Linked DNA regions of Homo sapiens: region 2 is linked to region 1. A link is an interaction called in ENCODE POLR2A ChIA-PET data of the cell type or tissue named here. Cell type or tissue: HepG2. All regions are shown on one strand.

Region 1 (4,000 bases):
ATAACATTTTCTTTTCCTTTTGATTTTTTTCTCTTTCTGTTGAAGAGAGACAAACGGACAAATGTCAGCAGGCTGAAGGATGAGAATGGAATTGGTGCCAGTTGGGGAAAGTCCAGGATGCTCCCCTTTTTAATTAAGTACGGACTTGAATTATGAGGGGCCACAGAGCCTGCTGGGTGGGGCTCTGCTAAGGGAAGGCAATTTCTCTCGTTAAAGATTAAACACGGTTTATTCCACTTAGCCTCTCCTCAGCCCTCTGAGAGTGTCTGTATTTGCTCTTGTTGTCAGGAATAATGGGCAACCGAGTGGACGCCCCAGCTTGATAAGGCAGGGACAGAGACAGTTCTGTCAGCACTGGCAGAAGCCTGGGGACTTGACTCTTACCTGAATCTTTTTGGGAGAATGGTGGTAATGGGTTGGGGGGAGAATTCCTGGTTTTATTTCTGAGATTTTAAAAAAATTATATTTAATTATTATTTTTATTTTTATAGAGTCAGGGTCTTGCTCTGTTGCCCAGGTTGGTCTTGAACTCCTGGCCTCAAGGGATCCTCCTGCCTTGGCTTTCCAAAGTGTTGGAATTACAGGTGTGAGCTAGCACACTGGCCTTGATTTTTTTTTTTTTTTTTTCTAAGAGACAGGGTCTCGCTCTGTCACTCAGGCTGCAGTGCAGTGGTGCAATCTCAGTAGGCAGGTGCCACCACTCCCAGCTAATTTTTGTATTTTTTGTTTTTGTTTTTGTTTTTCTGAGACGGAGTCTCGCTCTGTTGCCTAAGCTGGAGTACAGTGGCACGATCTCTGCTAACTGCAACCTCCACCTCCCTGGTTCAAGCGATTCCCCTGCCTCAGCCTCCCGAGTAGCTGGGATTACAGGGGCACGCCACCACGCCCGGCTAAGTTTTTTGTATTTTTAGTAGAGATGGGGTTTCACCATGTTGGCCAGACTGGTCTTGAACTCCTGACCTCAGGCAATCTGCCCACCTCGGCCTCCCAAAGTGCTGGGATTACAGACATGAGCCACTGTGCCCGGCCGTAATTTTTGTATTTTTTGTAGAGTCAAGGTTTTGCCATGTTGCCCAGGCTGGTCTCGAACTCCCGAGCTCAGGCAATCAAGCCCTGAGCCAGCGTGCCCAGCCTTGTTTTTGTTTTTATCCAAAACACAAACTCTTCTCTCTCACTAGTCCCTGACTGCCCCCAGGCTGTAGGGTTTTCCTGAAACTCAGGGAGCTGCTGCTGTAGATTTATTTTTCTTGTTGATTCTCATCTATCCTACTGGCGACCCCAGCCCAGATTTATCTGGTAATTTACAACCACAGTTGTTAATTAATGATCTGGAGCCACAGAGCACAGAGCCCAGGAAATGATGCTCCTTCTGGGTAGGGGCGTTGCTTTCCTCTTGCTTTGTGGGGACCATATGCCTGGGTGGAGAAGAGGATGGCAGAAAGAAAGGATGTTAGGGGAACACATGCTGAGAGGACATAATACCTAACCAGAGGGGGACCAGGCATTCTGGACCCCAACTTGAGTTTCCAAAATACAGTGTTTGGGCCGGGCGCAGTGGCTCACGCCTGTAATCTCAGCACTTTGGGAGGCAGAGGCAGATGGATCATTTGAGTATGGCAAAACCCTGCCTCTACTAAAAATACAAAATTAGCCAGGCGTAGTGGTGCATACCTATAATCCCAGCTACTTGGGAGGCTGAGGCAAGAGAATTGCTTGAACCCAGGAGGCAGAGGTTGCAGTGAGCCGAGATCACATCATTGCACTCCAGCCTGGGCAACAAGAGCAAAACTCCGTCTCAAAAAAAAAAAAAAAAAGTACAGTGTTTGTATATGCGCTTTACACTTTATTGTTTTACTAAGCCTTTTAAGATATCTTATTACATTTTCCCAGCATTCCTCAAAGTAGGTATATTTAGTTCCATTTTATAGTTGAGCACTCTAAAGTCCAGAGAGTAATTTGCTTTATGTCACCCAGGGAGAGGGAACCAACCAAACCACCCGCTTCAGACTCCCCAGCTCCACGGAGTTCCAGAGATAGTGACTTCTGAGGGCTGAGTAAAGACAATAGCACGTTGTTCTTTCTAGCCTGATCCCCAGTTCTCTGGGATCCTGATCCCACCTGACCCTCCCCTTCTTGACATTTCCTTTTTATGTTCTTCCCCCACCCCACCAAACCCCACTTTCCTGTTAAGAAATGCCTGTTAGGATCTTGTTAATTGTGTATCTTACAATGTGGTTTGGCATTTTCTTAAATTGCATGTCACACATGAATGTCTTCCACAAAGGGAAAACTGATGGAGGGGGGAGCATTTTGCTCCCTAGAAATTGAGAATGTAAAGTATATTTAATTAAAATGATAAATCTGATATTCAGTTTTGTTTTTACTACTACTAAAACTAATCTATTTTATGCACATTTGCAGAAGGCTGCAGCCATCAAATCAGAGAATATTAGAGCTGTGAGGCACCTTGGAGATCTGTCTGGGCCAAATCCTTCATTGTAGAGACAAAGAAACTGAGTCTCAGATTGGGGAAGTGCCGGGGATGCGTGAGTGGCTGAGGTGGAGCCAGGCACTGCGGCTTGTTTTCCTGCGCACCACCTTCTCTCTCTGGCTTCAACTTCTGTGCATCACAGGGTGGGAGTCACCAGGCTCCGACTCCTCTCTCTTTTAATGTCTTCCCCCTCCCCATGCAAACTCATGCTGGGAGGGGGGATGGGCCTCTGGAGCTCCCCTTCCTCACCTCCCCAGGGGGTACTGTTTATTTTCTGTCAATTCTCTCCCTCTGGCTTCTCTGACTCCCGTCTTTTCCCAGGCAGGATCCTTGTTTGGCATGATCATTTGGTGAGATTTTATTATATTTTATGTATTTATTTTTGAGATGGAGTTTCACTCTTGTGGCCCAGGCTGGAGTGCAGTGGTGCAATCTCGGCTCACTGCAACCTCCACCTCCCAGGTTCAAGTGATTCTCCTTCCTCAGCCTCCCGAGTAGCTGGGATTACAGGCATGAGCCACTACACTGGGCTAATTTTTGTATTTTTAGTAGAGTCAGGGTTTCACCATGTTGGTCAGACTGGTCTTGAACTCCTGACCTCAGGTGATCCACCCGCCTCAGCTTCCCAAAGTGCTGGAATTACAGGTGTGAGCCACCACGCCCGGCCTGGTGAGATTTTAAATGGCATTTGGTTCTCTGTTTTCCCCTCTGTCCTTCTACAAGGTAGTAACCAGATCTCTGCTTTTATTGTCCCAGCTGTGCCTGCAGAGTTGAAAACAAGCTATTGAATCCACATTTTAGGTTGCATTTGCTTAAAACAACATTGTGCATTTGCTTAAGACAACATTGTGCATGTTGTAAAACATTTATTTATTTGAATAGATAAGATATCCACATAGCGGCCAGGCGCGGTGGCTCACGCCTGTAATCCCAGCACTTTGGGAGGTCGAGGCGGGCGGATCACGAGGTCAGGAGATTGAGACCATCCTGGCTAACACGGTGAAACCCCGTCTCTACCAAAAATACAAAAAAATTAGCTGGGCATGGTGGCGCGCGCCTGTAGTCCCAGCTACTCGGGAGGCTGAGGTAAGAGAATGGCACGAACCAGGAGGAGGAGCTTGCAGTGAGCTGAGATCACACCACTGCACTCCAGCCTGGGCAACAGAGTGACTCCGTCTCAAAAAAAAAAAAAAAAAAAAAAAAAAAAACCCACATGGCACAAAATTCAAAACTAATGTAGTACTCGCCAGTGAAATTTTTAAATCTCTCCTCTCTCTGTCCTCTAGCAGCTCAGTTTGCCTTCCTGGAGGCAGCCATTATGTTCAGTTTCTGGTGTATCCTTGGTGAGACGATCCATACATGTATATCCAAACCAATTCATACCTCACATACATACATTAATTAATTCCTTCCCCTTTGGTTACAAAACTTCTCCTGCATGATGTTGTCTTGGGGAAGTATCAACAACTGCTTAGTCATGGTTTGGGGCGTGCCAGGTTAGAGGCAATG
Region 2 (4,000 bases), 1.5 Mb after region 1:
TACAGGCATGCACCACCATGCCTGGCTAATTTTTGTATTTTTAGTAGAGATGGGGTTTCTCCATGTTGGTCATGCCGCTCTCGAACTCCTGACCTCAGGTGATCCACCTGCCTCGGCCTCCCAAAGTGCTGGGATTATAGGCATGAGCCACTGCACCCAGCCTTTTTTTTGAGATGGAGTTTTGCTCACTCTTGTCGCCCAGGCTGGAGTGCAATGGTGCAATCTCTGCTCACTGCAACTTCCACCTCCTGGGTTCAAGCGATTCTCTGGCCTCAGCCTCCCAAGCGGCTGAGATTACAGGTGCCCGCCACAACACCGGGCTAGTTTTTATATTTTTAGTAGAGATGGGGTTTCACCATGTTGGCCAGGCTGGTCTCGAACTCCTGACCTCAGGTAATCCACCCACCTCGGCCTCCCAAAGTGCTGGGATTACAGGCGTGAGCCACTGCACCCGGCCTCTAAGATCCTTTAAAAAAAATGTTTTTATCCCTAAATACAAAGCTCCAATCGTGCTACTAAGGCAAAGAGAATTCCAGGTCTTCGTGGGGTTTGCCTGACCTTAGTTAGCCTCTCAAACAGGGAATGAAGAACCCAAAGAGGCTGCAGGTTTACTCACATAAGGCAGCACGGCCCAGTGCAGGAGCTGAGAGGATGCCTGCGTCCCTGCATTGGGCTCAAGGGATTCAGACTGGGCTTTCAACGACAGCCCATGGGGACCCAGGGGGAAAGGCAGGGGGATTTTCAGGGCACTGAGCACCACAGGCTCCGCCTCCAGCGTGCTGGGAGCCTCCAATGCCTTAGGCCCTTGAGGGCCAACCTATGCCCAAAATACCAGCAGAGCCAAGTGCCCACCTATGTGTCTGCTGTACTTGTGGGTGGCATCCGGGAAGCTTCTGGGTAGCAGAGATACCCTGCGGACTCATCTACTTTCACCCCACTGGGACAGGGACTCATTTTCCCCCCACAGGTTGATCCTCCTGTTTGTCAAACCTGGATTCTGGTTGGCTCCGTGTCCTGGGGAATTCTGAGAACAAAGTGCCTTCCTTAGCTGGGCTGACAGTCCCTTCCACGAAACCTTCTGTTCGTAACAGGTGTTGCCAAAGGGTGACCCTGGACACATTCTGTAACTGCCCCCTCTTTAATTTTATCTTCAGTAATAGGAATATCAACACCTGTCCTGACCACCTCCCACTGAGAGGTAAACTGTGCAAAGTAATAAAGGTGCTACAGGAGGAAGAAGGAGCCACTGAGTAACAGTGGCCCAGGGCGAGGCCAGGCATCTGGGCTGAAGTGCCTGCAATGGTCAGCGGGGGAGCGCTCCCCAAACACTAGAGAAGCCCGCGGGCTGTCCCTTCCCACACCTGCCCCCAGGACTATCCGCGTCAGGCACAAAGGTTGGTTTCTACAGACCCTGAGCACTGCTGCCCAAACCCCCATGCCTCTTGGCCGCCCCGTGGGGAAAGGGCAAAGTGCAAAATGATGTGGGCTGTTTCCCAGATACCCCCATGGTCCTCCCTTCCAGCCAGGGCATGCTACACACTCACCAGTATACTACCACGGTGTGCTTCATGTACTTGAGCAACTTCTTGGTCTCAAACAGCAGGGGGATATCCAGAATCACGTAGCGGTATCCTGGGGAGAGGTTGGAAATCCCCCAAGTTCAATTCTGCAAGCGCACACTGAGGACTGATGATATGCTGGGCCCCACCGTCCAGAGCGCCCAGCAGAGGGGCAGGCCTTCCAAGGACACACATACCCTGCACACTGGCCGGTTCCAATGCCGTGCAGAACAGAAGGCTGCAGAAAATTATTTCTGGATAGCTGATCAGGGAAGACCTTGTAGAAGGGCTGGCACTTGTGCTGGCCTTGAAAAGTGGGGGGCAGGTCTTTTGATACTTGAAAATGAGAAGGTGAAGGTGAGGATTCCACGAATGAGAACCACCACAGCACAGGGAGAGGGAGGCTCTACTGTGCGGGCTGAAGCAGAGGCCTCAGGCCGTGTGAGGCAAGGAGGTGATCAGGGCAGGCACTAAGGGTTTAGTTCACCTTGATCTTAAATCTCAAGTTGTTATTTCTCAGAAACAAACAAACAAACAAACAAAACACCCAAAAGATAGGTTCTCCCCAAAGAGCCAGGTGCAGGCCCAGCCCTGCTGACAAGAGCCAAGGTGGGCTGTCTCTACCAACTCTCCATGAGAGGCTCACGTTGGGGCGGCAGCAGCAGAAAGAAGCTGCTTCTCCCATCAGAGGCAGACCTACAGCCAGGGTAAGGCCTGGATCTGGAGTCAGAGCGGGCAGTTATGCCTAAAACTGTATTACACTCCTGCAGTGTAAAAGGCACTGGCTGGACCTCCCACCACAAGCCAAGGCCAGTCAAGGGCAGCACCCCCACCCACTGTGAGTGAGCACATCCGTAGGCTGCTGTGGGCTACACGCTCCTCGTTCTTTTTAGGTCAGTGACCCCTGTGCATGTGTACAAAGCTGGGAGGGCTCCAGGAGAGCAAGAAGGGTAAGAGATAGGAAAATGCTTCTCTGCCCAGAGACCCCTGGCCTGGCTGGGGCAGGAGACTGCACCCCTGGAGCATCCCACTCCAAACACTTCCAAGCACAGAACCAGACACACATCACACCAATTCCAAGGGTGTCACGGGAAACTTGCACTCAAAGTGATGCAGGGACAATGGCGGTGGGGGGGTGGCAATCTCAGCTGCTTGGTTTCCTGTTCCCCAAGACCTGCTGCTCAGGAAGCCCAAGAGAAGCCCACAGTTGAACAAGGGGGTTAAAACCATAGGCTCTGATGACACACCTTGGTTGGTAGCCCCCCCACCTTCCCCACCATGTGACCTTGGGCCCCCTTTTGTGTAAACCTCATCTGTGTAAATGAGTAAAAAGAATACCTACTTCACAGGATGATGGTAAAGATGAAATGAGCCTTGAAAATATGTGAACCATGCAGTACTACTCCTTCACCAGTCCCTCGCTAGGTGCCCCAAAATGATAGTTACTGTTGCAGGGGGAGGCCAACAGTGTGGTGCGCCTCCCTAACTTGGAGCAGAAGCCAAGACTAGATCCTCTCCGGGCCTCTTATCTCCCTTTCCTGTTCAGCTCCCATCACTTCCTCTCCCCTTGCTGTCCTTTCTCCGGCCCCTCTGGGGAGTACGTGGTCAGCTATTTGGTTCACCAGCAAAGGGCTATTCAGCTGTCACATCCCTCCTGTCTGATAAGCTCTGCAAACCATCCTGACTCTATTAAGACATCCGTCTGCCTACACAGAGAAGTCCCCAACAGCTGGTGATCTTATCTGACGTTTGATTATACCAACTTTGACAGTTGTATTTGTTATACTCATCAGGGAAAAACTGGGACTGTGGAAGCCACAGCTGTCGTCCTCATTTTTCACCTTATCGAGCTCAAAAGGGCTCTCTGGCTTTTATTTAAGTGGTGGTGGTTGGGGAGGCGGGAGGCTGGGTGGATGACACAGTGAAAGAGCTTTGGAGCTGGTGACATTATCCGATGTTTAATTTCAGAAGGGGAGAGCCACTGCCGCCTCGAAGCCCTGCAGATATACCAGTAACTGGCATGGGAGAGAATGCAGAAAGGGCAGGAATGAAAGGCAGATGACTTCACTCTGGGTGGGGGACGGGAAGGACACTGGCACAACATAGGAGGCAGCACAAAGAGTCCAGAGGGAGGACTCTTCTTGAGGGAGGCAGGGAGGAGGCCTGCGGCATGGTGCTGAGATGGAGCGCACACGCTGGTTCAGCAGAGAAGATGCGGGAGCCAGCTCCAGCCCGGACGGGAGGGGGTTGGGGTCAGCATCATGGATGTCTGTCGAGTCATCCCTCTTTTGGAGGGAGGTATTGGCCACAGGGGGATGAGGGTGGGGGGAGGTTGCTCACTCAAGGCATGACAGAATAAGGGGCTTGGCCATGGTCACAGTGTAAAAGGCTCCCCCAGCCAGGCACAGTGGCTCACGCTTGTATTCCCAGCACTTTGGGAG

Evidence for each region. Peaks named below come from ENCODE experiments on the same cell type or tissue, not always from the same donor. Only the 100,000 strongest peaks of a DNase experiment are listed, where the experiment ranks them.
Region 2: POLR2A ChIA-PET joins it to region 1 with 6 read pairs; 1 of 35 experiments calls an interaction of 5 or more read pairs at or near these places.

Annotation. Positions count from the first base shown.
Region 1 is chr17:43,552,433-43,556,432 of GRCh38, forward strand. No RefSeq gene overlaps it. Among named protein-coding and RNA genes, the nearest start is that of ETV4, 8.1 kb to the left of the region's middle. RefSeq lists an enhancer at 2,216-2,716. In HepG2, no CTCF peak of the experiment used is centred here; DNase peaks (open chromatin) are centred at 259, 1,999 and 3,975; H3K4me3 peaks cover 493 bases.
Region 2 is chr17:45,028,548-45,032,547 of GRCh38, forward strand. DCAKD (dephospho-CoA kinase domain containing) reads right to left here. Exons shown (of 5, transcript NM_001288655.2): 4 at 1,545-1,632. Among named protein-coding and RNA genes, the nearest start is that of DCAKD, 21 kb to the right of the region's middle. RefSeq lists an enhancer at 1,960-2,009. In HepG2, no CTCF peak of the experiment used is centred here; DNase peaks (open chromatin) are centred at 1,516 and 2,434.